Linked DNA regions of Mus musculus: region 2 is linked to region 1. Evidence: chromatin loops called from intact Hi-C (ENCODE). Cell type or tissue: heart. All regions are shown on one strand. Links, peaks and the distances in the headings refer to the core of each region. The heading gives the core; the rest is flanking DNA. Region 1 overlaps Mbnl2 (muscleblind like splicing factor 2). Region 2 holds the start of Mbnl2 (muscleblind like splicing factor 2).

The links. Hi-C counts contacts between places; a loop is a spot of excess contacts. Peaks named below come from ENCODE experiments on the same cell type or tissue, not always from the same donor. Only the 100,000 strongest peaks of a DNase experiment are listed, where the experiment ranks them.
Region 2: a loop joins it to region 1, with 2.4 times the contacts of the local background. A loop is called at or near these places in 6 of 42 quality-filtered maps.

Annotation. Positions count from the first base shown.
Region 1 is chr14:120,351,275-120,359,394 of GRCm38, reverse strand. All of the region lies in intron 2 of Mbnl2 (muscleblind like splicing factor 2), which reads right to left. Among named protein-coding and RNA genes, the nearest start is that of Gm26679, 34 kb to the left of the region's middle. In heart, for the core only: a CTCF peak has its summit at 3,862; DNase peaks (open chromatin) are centred at 3,134 and 3,894; H3K4me3 peaks cover 833 bases; H3K27ac peaks cover 2,116 bases.
Region 2 is chr14:120,273,845-120,281,964 of GRCm38, reverse strand. It overlaps Mbnl2 (muscleblind like splicing factor 2), which reads right to left and starts at 6,296. Exons shown (of 8, transcript NM_207515.2): 1 at 6,060-6,296. The region is part of intron 2 of Gm52122 (a long non-coding RNA gene); the gene reads left to right. In heart, for the core only: a CTCF peak has its summit at 3,646; DNase peaks (open chromatin) are centred at 2,904, 3,484 and 4,554; H3K4me3 peaks cover 2,500 bases; H3K27ac peaks cover 2,500 bases.

The DNA.
Region 1 (8,120 bases), core at 2,375-4,874:
TATGACCGCATGCTCAGCTTGTTGTGTGGGTGGTGGGACTTGAACCCAGATCCTCCAGCTTGCACAGCTGGCACTATAGTGAGCAACCCAGATCTCTTCTGACGGTTCTTTGTTTTTTTGTTTTTTGGGGTTTTTTTTGTTTGTTTGTTTGTTTGCTTGCTTGTTTTCGAGACAGGTTTTCTCTGTGTAGCCCTGGCTGTCCTGGAACTCACTCTGTAGACCAGGCTGGCCTCGAACTCAGAAATCTGCCTGCCTCTGCCTCCCAAGTGCTGGGATTAAAGGTGTGTGCCACCACGTCTTGCTTTTCAGATAGTTCTTCACCGGTCTCCATAAACCTTGTTTGTCTCTGTTGCTACAGTGTCTGCCTTGACTACGACGTCTCCGTTACATGTACTTGAGCAAACGCAGAGGAGTTGAGGCCTGTTTTCCCCGTTCTGGTTCCTTCAGTTCTGCACTTTCACAAACAATTCTGAAACAAACGTTTTCACACACACACGGTCCACCCCGCCTCCTTTCCGTGTAAGTAGAATTACTGGATTAGAGTATGGATTTTTGCATGGCTCTTAATGCATTTTGAATTGGTATATTCTAAAGTGTAACCTCATCTGAGCGCTCAGCCTATCTCTGTGTTTTCCTCAAGAGCTAATCATATTACACTGATTTTTATCAGACAATACACACATGTTTTTCTTTTTGCCTTAACTGCCAGGAAACTCAGAGCTAAAGTTCAAATCCAATAATGAGTTCATCTCAGGTGACCTGTAATATGTTTCTTTCGTCCTTTGGGTCAATTTTCTACTTAGTTGTTCAAAGAAGAAAAAAAAAAAAGATGCTGAACTTTAAAAGTTCCCTTCAATCCCTTTCAGGAACAGGTGGGCTGACTCTTACTCAAATGCAGAGGTAACATGGGTACATATTGATTCTATCTAATGCAGGGCCCTGTGTAATTAACACTGTCTGTTCTTGGTTCTTGAAGTGTGAGATAGTTCAAGGCTATGCAGTCCTTTACCCACGGAGACACTAGAGAGGCGCAACAGTAGAACTGGGGTGACGGAAGTATCTGGAGTCTGAGACCAAACTGACCAGAACCCAGCCCTTCCCGTGTCCGATCCAGAACCCAGCCCTTCCCGTGTCCGATCCAGAACCCAGCCCTTCCCGTGTCCGATCCAGAACCCAGCCCTTCCCGTGTCCGATCCAGAACCCAGCCCTTCCCGTGTCCGATCCAGAACCCAGCCCTTCCCGTGTCCGATCCAGAACCCAGCCCTTCCCGTGTCCGATCCAGAACCCAGCCCTTCCCGTGTCCGATCCAGAACCCAGCCCTTCCCGTGTCCGATCCAGAACCCAGCCCTTCCCGTGTCCGATCCAGAACCCAGCCCTTCCCGTGTCCGATCCAGAACCATTAGCACACACAGCTGGAGTCTCTCCGCGTCTCTCCTTGTCCTGACATTGCGTTGTCACAAATGTCGGGAAGCATTTCTCTACACTTTCCATCTCCTCCCCTCGGATTCCTCACTGCCACCATCATAAGGCCCACGTGACTCCGTTCTTGTCCACTTCTGTACATTATACACTGGCACTCTGTTAACGCCTCTGGGCTGCCCAAAGGACCACACCCTGAGTAGCTTGATCCACGGAAATGGATAGACTGACATCTCTAGGGGACAAGAAGTCCAAGACCAGGAAATGAGCGGGTGTGTTCCTTGAGGGCTCTGAGGGAGAAGTCTGTTCTAGGCTTCTCTCCCTGGCTTGTAAGTGGCTGTCTTCCTCTATGTCCTTTCATATCAGACTTGTCTCTGTCCAAATGTCCCCTTTAGTGAGGACAGCAGACATACTGACTTAGGACCCTATTGCACTTTTCTATTGATTGTTTCTATAGAGACACTGTCTCCGCTCACTTCAGCCCTGCAGGACACTGCAAAGGAGCCCATGCTCCTATAAACACCTACTACCCGCTCTGTGTCCCTGCCAGGAGCATGGACCTCACTGGGCGCCCTCCCCCAACACACAGAGCAAAGTGGAAGGGGACCACCTAGAAAGAGACTCTGAAACTCCTCAGGGGGACAAGGGAAATGGGGAATGGGTAAATGCTACTAAAATACAGAAAAGATACACGTGTGAAGACGTCATAATGAAATCCACCATCCATGACATATAATTAGCGTATGCTAATAAAGAGTTGAAAGAAAACCCGAAAATGAAAACCCTGTCTCCCAGTAAACCAAACCTTGAGGTGCGAGAGTTGACACTTGACCCTGTAGTGATCGCAAAAGCATTTCAACTTTTTAACTTCCCTATTTAAAAATTTCCTTGTGGCAAACAAATTAATGTCCATATTCAACTCTTTGGCATTCAGGGTCTTTCCTAGCTCTATTTTTAAGGTGTGATCATCATCTCTGTTGTAAACAAGAATTCTGGGAAAGGGGCTGTGTCTGCAAAGACTGAGCGACTGGGCCTGGGGAGAGCTGCAATGGGTGTGTGTGTGTTTGTGTGTGTGTGTGTGTGTGTGTGTGTGTGCGCGCGCGCGCGAGCGTGCGAGCGTGCGAGCAAGCGTGTTGGGGGTGGTGGGATGTTACAGGTCTAGCATCTAATTATATTTTATCTTAGGTCTGTTTAATCCCCCCTGAGAAGACATTTCTGTGCCCACCTATGTGTCAGAACTAACATCCTGTGACAGAGATTTTTAAAAAATCCTTGTAATCTATGAGATTAGTTTACCACCAGCTCCCACTGATCCATAAGCTAAGAATGTCTTCGGATGGCGCCTGAGGCCTACAGGAGAGATTCTCCCGTGCTGCTGCAACCGCCTCTCTGAAGTGCCCACCAGTGTGGTTTTCAAAGCCCTTCATCTAACTCTCCTTGTTCCATTACTATCGAACTCCATGAACCTGGAACCTTCGGTAACCTAGCTCTGTGGTCCTAGCCCAGGCTCTCTCAGGTTTGGATCCAGATAAAGTTTCTTTTACTTTAAGGTGAGAGCTTTTTGTTTTACTTCACCATCAAAATCCTCCACCACATTCTCCTTCCCTGCAGGCCTCAGCTGCATAACTCTCAAATTCCAAACACTGCGGCCGGGCGGCTGGGCGGTTAGCGTACCCCAGCAGCTTGCTGCCTGCATTAAGCTCCGCCTCCCTCCTCTGGCCCATGTCCCATTTGTTCCCAGTCCCAGACTGAGGCAACGTCTTCCCCACCAGCGTTTGTCCCACTTTCCTGGTCAGTATTACTGAGAGTCATGTCCACTGTCTTCAAATGACTTCAGTGTTTCCAATTGCTAGAAGATATGGTCCAAGACCCTGGGACCTGTTGGTGTTGGGACCTTCTTTGTCCTGATTTACTAACACCCCCCCCCCCCCCAGGGGTAACCTGTTCCCTTCAGGAACACATAAAAGGGGAAGAAAGAGATACCCTGAAACAGAGGTCAGTAGTAACATTTCAGAGTTGTGTGTGGTTATTTCAGTCATGATGGCCTTCAGGCTAACAACACAATAAAACCCAACAAGGGTTAATATAAGGTCTAAGATCCTAATGTGTGGGCTTGGGCAGTGTTCAATAACGTGTGACAGCATCAGTTTTACTAGAAAATTCCCTTTGTCCTGATTGTTCCCCGCCACCCAAAGAAAATTCCATGAAGCTCATTTCTAAAGCAAAGTAAATATCCAGCCGGTCAGAGGGATGACCTTTCTCTTAATAGAGGGGATGGGCTTGTTATCCGGCCAAATGTTTGAAATTCTTCCACCAGCATGCATAATTGAGAGAAATGTGTTAATTACCCTTACATGACAGCTGGTAGGACTTCCTGAACCAACTCTGAGCAGAGCATTGATCTTGAACTGCCAGTGTAAGTCACTGTACTGTGTTCATGGGAAGACAGAGGCCCCCACAGCACGTTCTGAAGCGCTGGGTCGACTCGCAGGGTCCCCGTGAACTTGGGCAGCAGGCTTTTTATGGCAGCGGGCCAATGCTCGGGCAACAAAAGCACCAGTGTGGTGCTTTGTACGACATGTTAGTGAGAGAGAGGAGGAAATCCCAAGGAAATAATCCCTATTATTACAATGGCTCTGTGGCTCCAGAGTGGGTTTTGTCACAGTGAAGCCCAATTCCGAAGGGCACAGACCTCTCCTTTACCCTCCCCCACAGCTCTCACCCTCAGAGTCACAGCAGGGCCTGTTATCTAAGGGGCTGGGCACTGCTTCTGGCGCAGAACTGCGGGCATTTTGAATAGGAAGTTGAAATTATGATCCTCCCTCACCCTACAGGACTCACTGTCTTGGCACTGGATGGGAAATAATCTAATTCTCCAAGTTTCCAGACCCAAGATTTTATGATTCCACGATAAAGGGAACTATTTTGTCTCTAGACAGAAAAATGTCATGAATATTCTTTTGTTTTAAAAAGCAATTTATATCCACTGACTAATATAATTTGCTACACTGCTTCTACACAAAATCGTTCCGTTTTTCTTTTTTTTTTAGATCACGAGTTATACAGGAGAGCTCTTGAATTTATTCTTTCTTCTCCAATTGCTGACTAAAGAGTTTCTCTCTCACCTGGAGCCACACGAGCGCGGGCTCACTTAACTTTTCTGAAATCCACTGTGTTTTCCATTTATACATTTCTGGGAAAGGAGTCTGGTTTTGGTTTAGTCTAGGGAAAATACATTAAATATTTTCCCTCTTAAAATGTGTAGAAGAAAAATATACATTTCTTTTAAACAACTGGAATCAATTTATGTCTCTGGCACACAGAGTGAAAAAAAAAATCAATTGAAGTTAAATGTTGAGAGGCAGAGAATGTCTTTGCAAGGGTCCTTGGACTTGTGTCCAGCAAGAGAAATGAGAGAAAGGGCAGAAGGCTCTGACAACCAGGCAGGGCACATAATAAGGCAGTCAGTCTGTGTATCTGTGTGTGTGTGTGTGTGTGTGTGTGTGTGTGTGTGTGTGTGTGTGAGAGAGAGAGAGAGAGAGAGAGAGAGAGACCGAGGCAGACAAAGAGACAAAGAGAGACACAGATAGAGACAAAGAGACAGACAGAGACAGAGGGAGACAAAGAGAGAGACAGAGACACAGAGACACAGAGAGTCAGAGAGTCAGAGACAGAGACAGAGAGAGACAGAGTATAGGCCAGAGATTGACACCAGGGTATCTTCCTTAATTTCCTTCTACCTTTTTTTTTTTTTTTTTTGAGACAGGGTCTCTCACTGAACCTGGAGTTTACCAGTTTGGCTAGATTAGCTGGCCTGCACTAAGATTACAGTGCACACTGCTATACCTGACCACTTCAGTGTGGGTGCTGGACACTAGGATTATAATGCACACTACCATACCCGACCATTTTAGTGTGGGTGCTGGAGGCTGAACTCAGCTTGTGCTTTGTGGCAAGCACTTTACTGATTAAGACATCTTCCCAGCCCCAAATCAATAGGTTTTTGTGGAAGATATATCGTGCATCGGATGCTGAGAAACACAATCTATAAGACTATGTTTCTTGCTGTCTTTTAGGAAAGTTATGAATTTAAGTAGGGAGCTCATTGGAGCATGCACAAAAATCTTATGATGCTCTACTGATGAGAATTGAGGGTCTAAAGGGTGCGCAGGGAGACCTCACAGAAACTTCGAGATGTAGACAAGGTTGCACCTTCATAAGTTCCCAAGAGTCCTGTGGAAAATCCATTCCCAGCTAGACAGGAACTTAGAGTTACTTGGCAACCAATATCAGGCATTACTGAGTACCAAGGGACCAGTGTCCAAAGACATGCTTTTTATTTCTTCTTTTCCTTTGCTGAGGTTTGGAATCGTCTAGATTTCTCTAGAAATGGTTACTCCTCTTTCCCTCCCTTAAATGGTGCAAGTTAAGTGAAGACTCCCAGGGAGTAAAATTGGCACTTGGTCCCTGCATTCACACTTCGGCCCAGAACCAGCCTCTTATCCTGCCTTACAAATCACCGCAATCGGGCACGGCATACCCCACTCCAGTTACAGTGGCGGCAAGACAACACTGCTGTCAAGTTTGTTCCAGGTGACACTGGAAGGCTTCGGAATGTGTACCGGGAGAAGAGAGCGCCAGGCTTGACAGAAAGAAAGCCAGAGCCCTCGGTACTGTTAAATAATGCAGAGAGCTCAAGGAAAATGGAGGTTTCAGGAAAGGAGGCCTGCGTGCAGTAACAATCAAGTCCATACAGGAGATCAGATCAAAGGCAATACTCAGAGCTGGGGTGGAGTAGGAAATAAGGTTGAATGCTTCTCTCATCTGAAATTTCCTATTAAACCAGATTCTTCTGGCCGGGGAGGTTGGAGGATGGGGAAAAAATGAATTTTAATACTGTAGAGAAAAATGTCCATTTTTCAACCTTTCCTGTATGTGAGTAGAAAAAGGGAGAGATGCAGGCTAGTCACAGAGGCTGCTCCATCAGGACTAACCGTCTCTATCCAGATTACTTCAATCTGTCCACACACGTGGTTGTGCATCCACACGGGGGTGCATCCACAGGTGTGCGCATGCACACACGTGGACAGCAGCACTTCTTCCATTCATTATGTTCTGTTTTGGGTTTTGTTTTTTGTTTGTTTTTTCCAACCCCTTTTTCCCTTCCCTCCTTTCAGCTCTCATTAGAAATTCTTATCTCCCGAGTCAAGTGCATTGCCCTTTTCACGTGAACACCACCAGAAGAATACACCAAAAGTGGAGAACTCGGATCTTAAAGTAATGAGTTCGGCTTTCAAGCAGTCAGTCTAGATTTATACCAATACCACATTGGCTGAGCCCTGGGGACCAGTTCATTGGCTGATTTCTCTCATATTTACGTACATCTTAGATTCCATTCTCATTCCCAAGCATTAGGCAGCACTTAGTTACGGAGGAAATTCTCCTATTACAGCAATTTCTTAATTACACATAAGAAAAGAGACAGAATTTGAGAATAGTAGTAATTCATGCAGAAATACGCTATAACTATTGGTATTAAATTCAACCGAAGAATGTAGCCAACGCTACTGATAAATGGAGGCAGGAAGTTAAACAGAATGTTATCTTTCTGACAGTCCTGCGAAGGTCGTAATGAGAATTTCCTTGCTTTCAGCGAGAGGAAATGGTAACTAAGAGAAGGAAGAATGCGGGCAGGAAAGCCCAACAAGCCCAGAAGAGTGAACTCCCCCTGGCGCCTCAGCTAGATGATCAACATGCAGGTTACAGAGAAGATGTGGGACTCAAATGCAGCCAAATTAAGCAGAGTTGATTTCCTTCCAAAGCCCCCTGCCCAGGAGCAGTGCACAGAGTACACTACTGTGATCCCACACACTGATGCATCATGTCTGTGGACGTCACTAAGCACTGCTTATAGTTTTATGACTGAAGCGTGTCACAACGTCATTTACCTCATGAAAGGTAAGATCTACAGGCCAGCGAAGGTACCGGAAGATGTATGAGCTCAGTCTTGGGACACATACAGTCCCAAGAAACAGCTAACTCCCACTGATTGTCCTGTGACGAAAAAACGGCACACAAGCATGCATGTACACACACACACACACACACACACACACACACACGTATATGCACACTCGCATACACACAAACACACCTAAATAACTTAAAAAGTGTTAAAAGGTAAGCTTAGGACCCAGAACCAACCATTTAGAAAGCTAGTGTCAGAGCACACAGGTTGAGTATGACCTAAGTGCTTAGAACCAGAACCATTTATTATTTCAGACATTTTTAGACTCTAGATTATTTGGACTTAGGACCCAAATATAAACATGAAATTCATTATGTTTTATATGTTCCCTACATGCATAGCCTGAAGGTAGTTTTAGACCATAGTGGTAATTTTGTGTAATTTCACGGTGTGGGGTTATCCCCTGGTCTCTTCATGTGCTACTTGGAAGGCTTTAGGTTGTTTCTTTGTTTGTCTGTTTGTTTTAAACTTTGTAGATTTGGTAAGGCTACAAAATCCTTCACCCCTCTGATCATTGTACTTGTAGATGGCTAACAGAGAATGCAGAAAACAAAGAGTATTAGCAAATATTGTTACATGAAAAGTTAACAAAGTAAATAAATTTGTCTACACTGATGACTTATGTAAATAGGTATTTTTTTAAATATAAATTTTAACTCTGACAAATGGCCAT
Region 2 (8,120 bases), core at 2,322-4,821, 77 kb after region 1:
CTGAAATGTCTAACACGATTCATGTTTCTACCTTGAAACTGAGTACTTTCTATAAGTTATTTTCATCTTTCTTATTTATTCAGCTCAAAACCTACAATGCTGGCTACCTGTAGGACTTGAGAGTCTTGGAGGCCTGAGTTTACGTAGTAGCCAGGCTGGCTTTCACTGATATATGGCTGTTACCAAGTCTACAGAGAATTCTTTTCCTCTACCAGCAAACTGAGAGTGCTGTTGATTGGGTAGGGCTCTAAGGACCTTCTAAAGTTCCAATTGCACAAGGTATGTGTAAAGCAGCTTACCTGTAATGAATACCCCTAAAAGAGTCATTTCCAGTCCCCACATCCATCTTTCTACCAGTTTAAGAGGCTCGGTGAGATGCTCTCAGGGGAGCACAAGGCCATTGTTGTTGCTGTCTTTGTTCATTTGGTTATTCTCTGGCCTGCAGGACATTATGAGGTGTTCATGAAACACCTAACAGCCATGTGGCTCGGTTGGGATATAGGGTCAACTTTGGCTTTATCCTGAAGGTTACCCAAGCAATCCAAGCTGAGAACCTACCTCTCTGAGGGCTTTACCATAAAGTCAACTAGGTCTAAATGGAATACTGTCAAAGAAAGTACTTAAGTGGTGACATGACTCTATGTCCTCACATCTGGCACCTGGGAGATTTCCAAGTTTATCTTGTGCTTTCAAAATCCAAGTCAATTAACCAAGGGGGTGGGTAGAATACATGCGCGTGCGCTTGCCGCGCGCATGCACGCACACACACACACACACACACACACGGCAGATGGCAGCCCAGGCTGGTCTAGAACTCACTGTTACAAAGCATGGCTCTGAACTTCTGATCGCCCTGCTTATAGTTCTTGAGTGCTAGCATTACAGGTGTGCTCCACTACACCTGGTTTTATGTGGTAGGAGGTAGAGATTGACACAAGGCGTCAGGGACATCAGGCTTCCGCTCTGCCAACTGGGGTATCTATCCCCCAGTCTTCTAACAAATCAAACTTTTAAAATCAATAACTCATCTTCTGGAGTTTTAGCCAGAGTGCCTTAAATGAGGCTCCCATCCTGTAACGCCCCACTTAAGCTGTTAATGGAGATGATACCAGCAAAAGCCCTTGTCAAGTGCAAGGAGCCCCACATCTGTCCATTATTGTTCTGGAGACAAGTTGTGCATTGGTCTCATCTTATCTCCTAGCTTTTGTGCATTTTGGACAGCTCAGAAGAGCCCTGCAGTGTTCCAGGAGGGTATTTCCCACTCTCTCCTGTTTCCGTAAAGGTGACATACACCCCACAGTTCTTCCACAGCCAGCTCACCATGAATGTTCCTAATGGTGGCCTAGCTCCTCTGTCATTGCAGACATGAGGCTGATTAAAAATAAAAAAAAGCTTTAAAAAGTCTGTGTTTCCAGCCTCCTCTCTCAGGTCTGCCCCTAACTACATCCTTTAGCCTCACACAGTTTGTGTCTGTCCAGAGAAGGAATGTTCTAGCAGGAGCAAAATCCCCCAATCACAACCATCAAAACAACTTAAAGTTTAGAGGGGAAATCAACTAAAACCAAACAAGCCCCTCCTGCATTTATGAAAGAATGTGGGGAAGTGTAATCCCCCAGAGGCAGCATCAGGTTTCCTCATAATTGCATCATGGGCTGTTGGGGGCAGGCTGAAGCTCACAAGTGTGAGCAGGTCTAAGATTTCTCTTTGTTCACTGGCTGGCATTTAAGGCTTTATAAATGATGTGCCACAGCCTTGCCACTTCAGGCTGAAGCTATGGTAGCTGAGACTCTGAGTACTAATCTAATCTGCATGTTTCAAGCACTCTGACACGCCACGGCTCACCTTGCTCTATGTTAATTAAACAACAGGAGCCCAGCAGTAAGAAATACAGTAAAGAAAGAAAGGATAGATATCTAACATCTAAAAAAATCTTTTTATTTTAAGTGTGTTTCGTTCGTCCTCTAAACACCAGAATCACCTCTAGACTAAAATCAATATCTGATGGTTACAATGCTAGCTTAATATCAGCCAATAAGGATGTCTTAAAGCCTTTGAAATTTAGGCTTTTACGACAGGTGTGTATGTAATGACACACAAAAGGTAGGTAGTAGGTAGCCTGAAGTCCTAGCCAAGCCCAAGACCCTGCCCAAAGGGCCCCTAACACTTGTTGACTGATGTTGGATTGCTGACCCAAGAGACCTTAAACAATGAATGCTTTGTCAAAACACTAAAAGCACGTTGTGGGTCCAAGACTTTTTTTGTCATAGTGAGGGGGCGTAAGAGAAGGTCAGCTGAAAGCTGCCCACCATCAGGAACTCAGGCTCAGCAAACAAAGCTGAGGCCTTACTAAACAGACCTGTTTTGGCTCAGCGTTGCAGTGGAGGCCCAGGCCTGGAGCAAAGCTGACTCCTCACTGAGAAGTTACTCTTGCTGCAAGGGATACTTTGTATACATTTTCAAGAAGGAAAACAAAACAAAACAAAAACTGGAGTAACTAAATGATGGAGACAGACAAAAAAGAAAAAAAAAACAAACAAACAACAAAACACACACACACACACACACACACACACACACACACACACACACACAAAACCAGCAGCAAAACTGATCCACCAAGGCCCGGATAAAACCCACTTCATCCTCCAAGGAGGGAAATACCAAGTCCACAAAGCGGCAAGTATCCCTCTCTCTAGTTGAGTGGTTCTTTCCAGAAAGGAAGCTTGGGCTCCTGGCTCTTTACTATTAGTATTGTTTTCTGCAGTCTCTTTCCTTCGTGCCTCACAGGCCTTCAGGCTGAGCCTCGGCAGCTTTTTCAAGGAGGAAGAAGTGTTCTGTTCTCTGTGGGGTCGTGACCTTGGAGTCCTCGTGCGCTCACCTGATGGACTTCTGACTTGCTGATCTGCTATGACTCAGGCTCCTGACTGGCTTCCTTGTCTCTGACACACCTCACTCCAAACTGCCCACCTGCTTCCTCGTTGCCAGATCGCTTGCCTGACAGGCCAGCAGTAGCTGCTAACCTCCCAAGGGCCTCTCAGGGGTAGCTCTCTGTGGAGGTGCTGAAGGCACCCAAACTGTTTTCTAAAACTCCCTCTCGCCTCAGTCCCATCTCTTCATTAACTAAAATCTTCACCACTGCAAGCCCCCGACTAGCTTCTGCACTGCTACTGTTTCGTTATTTTGGAAAATGTAAATGAGTCAGCTTGCCTTTCTTCCCACATTTTTTTTTCATTGCTGATAAGAGAATGCAAGAAGAAAGGAAGAGATAAATGTGTGTCAGACTGACCCAACTCCTTCTGCAGGAGGAATTTACTAGCGCTCAGGATCCAAGTCGCCCGCTCCCCATTCCTGCTTGAAATCCAGAGTACCTGCTCTTGGATCTCTATGGCGCTCCCAGAGCTTGGGACTGGCTGGGAGCCATGTGATATTGATTTGTTTTCACCATGGCAACAGCAAATTAAAACAACGAGCAGAGTGAAGGCAGGCTGTTCAGCAGTAGAGCCGCATGACCAATATATTTCACAAGCATCTTTTCCTCCCTTCCGCCGGGTTTTAGCTCTCCTTTCCGCCACACTCATAGATTTCTTACAAGACGCGAAGTCAGAACTGAAACTTAGGCCAGCACAACTCTAGGAAGCCCACTGCTGGCAGAGGTTGGCCTGCCCAGCAGCTTCTAGAACATTAGGTGAGACGGATGGAGGAAACGCTAACAACCATGCCTTGACTTCCTTGGAAATTTCATTTGTGGCTTAGGCATCTTTAGAAAATTTATAAGAAACGGAGAGACTGGAGGTTTTGTATTTTGTAGCCTTATATCTAAACAGCCCAAGACATTGCCCACAATGTTTCCACACAGAGGCCCCTTCCCTTTGTACTTTACACAGTGAATTGTCCCAGGAGACAAACAACTTTTGTTACTGTTGTTTGTACAAAACAGGTCCCTAGAATTCTAGGAGAGAAAGTGTAATAAGTATTAGGTCCCTGAAGAGAAACTGAGGTAGGCACTTGCTCAAGGCCACACTAAGTAAGTGGTGCAGGAGGGCCAGCTGGTAGTAGGGACTCCAGGGAACTGCAGTGTGCTCTAGCCCAAATTCTTTCTTTAAAAGGAACCTCAATAAACACTAACCTTTCTCCAGATCCGTACAATCAAGGGTGTGCAAGAGGAGTGCCACCTGTGTCACAGGGTTAACAGCAGGGACTAGTGTATTTTATTTCCTTTGAGCCATCTGCCTTAGGACACGGTGCTGTATCTATGAAAGCAGCTGTCACCCACCAGCCAATCAACCTTGAACTTGGTAGCATAACCTGGGCCTTAGGTAAAGTTTCCAGGGGGGCTGGGAATGGGCCCCCTGGGATAGGACCCCCTGGGACGGGACCCCCTGGGATAGGCCACACAGGAAGGCTTACTGAGCCACGACACAGAGCGAGTTAGACCAGAAAGAAAGTGAAATCCGGCTCCCTGAGGCAGGCCATGGCTTTTCTCTAGCCAAGCCAGAAGCCTGCAGAAAACCTGGGCAGACAGGCAGGTAGGCAAAGTTGCCCTATTTGGCCTGTGAGGGGGGATGGATGGGCTGTGGGTTTAAATGGGAAGACATAACTCAAGTCCTGCCAACTGGGAGTTCGAATGTTCCTGGCCTGGACATAGAGAACTATTCCTTTCCACAAGCTGAATAGAAGAACACACAGCAGAAATAGTTGGGGGATGACGTCAGGAGTTCTGGGCTAGTGTCCTGCACTTCTCCTTGAAAGTAAAAACCGTGGTACGTGGCATTGCCCTTATTTAAATGAGCACTGCTCTCCCTCAGAACGGAGCAAACGAGAGGAAGAAACTTCCTCTTACATAGATGATAAAATGTCTCATTTAATTTTTGTTCCTTGTTGCTGCCTAAATATAAAAATGCCCTAATAGACATTTTCCGACTTAATCTTTGTCTTTTAAAGAGACAGTAAGGCTTTTTTGAAGAACATTAGAACATTCACGGAGGTGGCAGTTAGGCAAGTTTTTTTTCCCCCCTTCGCTTCAGTGCTTGCTAACTATTCTAAAAATGTTACACATTTATTGTAAACACATGCTTCCAAGGCCTAACAAAAAAAACACGGTTTCCTCAGCCTGGCAGAAATTTAAAACGGAAAAGGGCAGAAAGAATTCTTTAACACAGAGAAAGCCTTCCCTTCTCCTGGGCCAAGTGTGTTAAAAATAAATCTGCTTCACCCTTTCCAGCCGCTGCTTCTCGGCAAGAAAGTTGATCTGGCTGGGCATAGTGAGAGCCCAGCTTTAAAAGCTAGCCTGCTCTCATTAAATTATTCTGCTGGCTGTGTGTTCTCATTAAAAATGCATACAGATCAGATAATTGCAGTAAGCATTATTAACCCAGCCTTACTTTTGAATATAATGGTTCCACTTTTAAGCTGGAAACAAAGACAGAGGCTGCCAGGAAAAGCAATGTAAACATTGAACCACAGTGTCTAAGACTAGCCAGGAAGCTTCCTCTTCTGCCCTGGTGCTGCTTAAAATGTGCTTTTGAAACTCAATTAAAGCCATTGCCCTGTAGCACCAGGGTGGCCCCCAATTTCCAAGAAACAGACATATTTTCGTCCCAAACGTTCAGCCGATGATTATTTAAGCAGATTTTTTTTTTAAATTCTTAATTTCAAGTATGTTTTCAAAGAACAGGAAACACGTAAACTTTATTCTGTAGCCCACTCTGGCAGTAAAAAACCTCCATTATCTTAAGATAATCCTGGCCTGGATCTTTCAGATAATTAAAGATAATAATAATAAACAAATCTGTCCTTTAAATAAATAAATAAAAACCTCGGTTTTTTTTTTTTTTTTTTAATGCCTCACCCTAAACGGGCGGCGTAGATTCCAGCTTTGCCGTTTCTTGTTCTCAAATCCAAACGTTACGTAAAACTCCAGGGTTTCCTGCGAGTATTCCGTTCGAATTAGTGGAATCGGTCTCCCTGGCTTCCCTAAGCACACACATGGAATGCAGCATACTGCAGCAAACTCTTTAAACATTAAAAAAAAATTGGGGAGGGGGGGTTGTTTCTCCTACCTTGTTTAGCTCTGCTCGTCTTCCCCATGTACAGTAACCCCAAGAACATCTGGCAGGACCGAGTGGCCGTGGCTTCTCCACCGCATCATGAGGAAGGGGGGTCCATGCAAATAGTTCTCCGTCCCTGTTTATTGTACTCTGCGAGCCGCCGGCCGTGGCTGGAAAATTTTACCTTCAGATGATGAAGCAAAGACAGTCTAAACTCTGTTGCTGTGAGCTGCAGCCCTTCCTTCCCACAGGCCCCGCCCAGGCTCAGCCCACCAATCCCCGGCCAGCTCGTCAGCCCTCCTCGTCTGAAACTGGTCCTCATAGGATGACTGACACAGCAACACAGCGCTGGCAGGCTCTGAAAACAGTGCGTCCATACTGATGGAAAAGGGATCTCCCTCTCCGAGGAAAGCAGTCATAGCTCCGAGACAAAGTGGCACATAATTGGCAGAGCACAGAGAGGGGTAGCTCAGACAAATACGCTTCGAGACACCCAGCCCGTAGCTGGGAGTTGCATCATAAACACTCCGGGAATCACGAAACTCCTAAGATGGCCAAGAAATCCAATTGGATCCCAAACTAAAGTCTTAGGGCGTTTGAGGAAGCATACTGACATAGATGTACACATTCGTTTGTGAGACAATTCAGTGTTTTTCATGCAAAGTGATACCTTACGAAACATTTGCAGGCAATTTCCATGACGGAGGGAGGCTATAGCCAAGTTGGATTGCACACTGAAGACCAGACCATGCTTGAAGCCCCAGCACACAGCTTTTCTAGAGAGCTGTCATTTCAGTGGCTACTTACTGGAACCCATATATTTTCCATCTAAGTTTCCAGAGCACTAGAGACTTCAATTAGGGGATGCCGAAGGACAGAACTGATATCTCTACATTAAGCTTTGAGGCTCTTGGCTGGCACCCACTGGGGGATTAACTGTGTCTTAACCTTCTTAGATGCCATTTGATAAATGCTCATACGTTGCCCATCCTGTCTTTAGTGCCGCAATGACTGCTGGAGGGCGTTTACTGCTGAATACACATGGCACTGACCTAAGGGACATCCTCCATTTTCAATCTACAAAGGTTGACCCACAGATGCCAGAGGTTCCCTAAGATAAAGCAAGAAAAAAAAGAACGGAAAGGGTTATTTTTTTCTTCTTCTCAGTCAACAGCATTTCTGCATGCTTTGAAAACAAAAACAAAAACATATGGCATTTAGAAAACACAATAAGCACACATTTTCCTTCCACAAAACACAACATTTTGCATCTTAAAAATTAAGTATGAAGGTCCCGTGACTAACTACAGGCAAGAACAAAGATCCTATTCATCTGAAAGATTGAGCCTCTCTCTCTCTCTCTCTCTCTCTCTCTCTCTCTCTCTCTCTCTCTCTCTCTCTCTCTCTCTGCAACTGTTTAACGAATGCATCTGGAATGGAGTAACAGGGCAGAATGTAATGGTTTTGGTATTTTTAGATTTTGGAATTGTGTTCTTAAAACACATCATTTCTTGTGACTTGTGGACTAATTTTCTTCAATAGAATATCTTATTTTACTCCTCTTCACTTTAATCTCTAATATTGATTTTCATTTCTAGTCAATATTATCTTTGATAGGCTTTGGTTAAGTCTGTTGTTTTGTTTTGTTTTTCCTGGAAAGTTAAATTAGCTACATTTAAACAAGTGGAAATCTTTTTAAACTGTTAATACACCTATGCACACATACCTGAGTGTTGATCTCAAACTTACCTTCTTCCCCAGCTCCTCCTGCTTTTGACACGAAATCCCCATTTTTTACAATCTTATTACTTAGACTTTAGTCTCTGTCAAGCCCATTTCTCACCCAGAGACATTAAGCCTCTTAGTGTTCTCCTCCCAGCTCGGCCAGAGCCCTGACCTATTCCCTGTATGGTACAAAAGCTAATTGATAGCCTCTGGTCCTCAAGGCACGTCGGTTCTGGTCTTCCCTGTTGCCAGACAGGTTTTTCTGAAGTCATGTAAAGTCATGTTCCTTTTACACTCAAACCTGTCCCTCCATAAAATCCAAATTACAGACTTTCAAGGTCCTGCTAA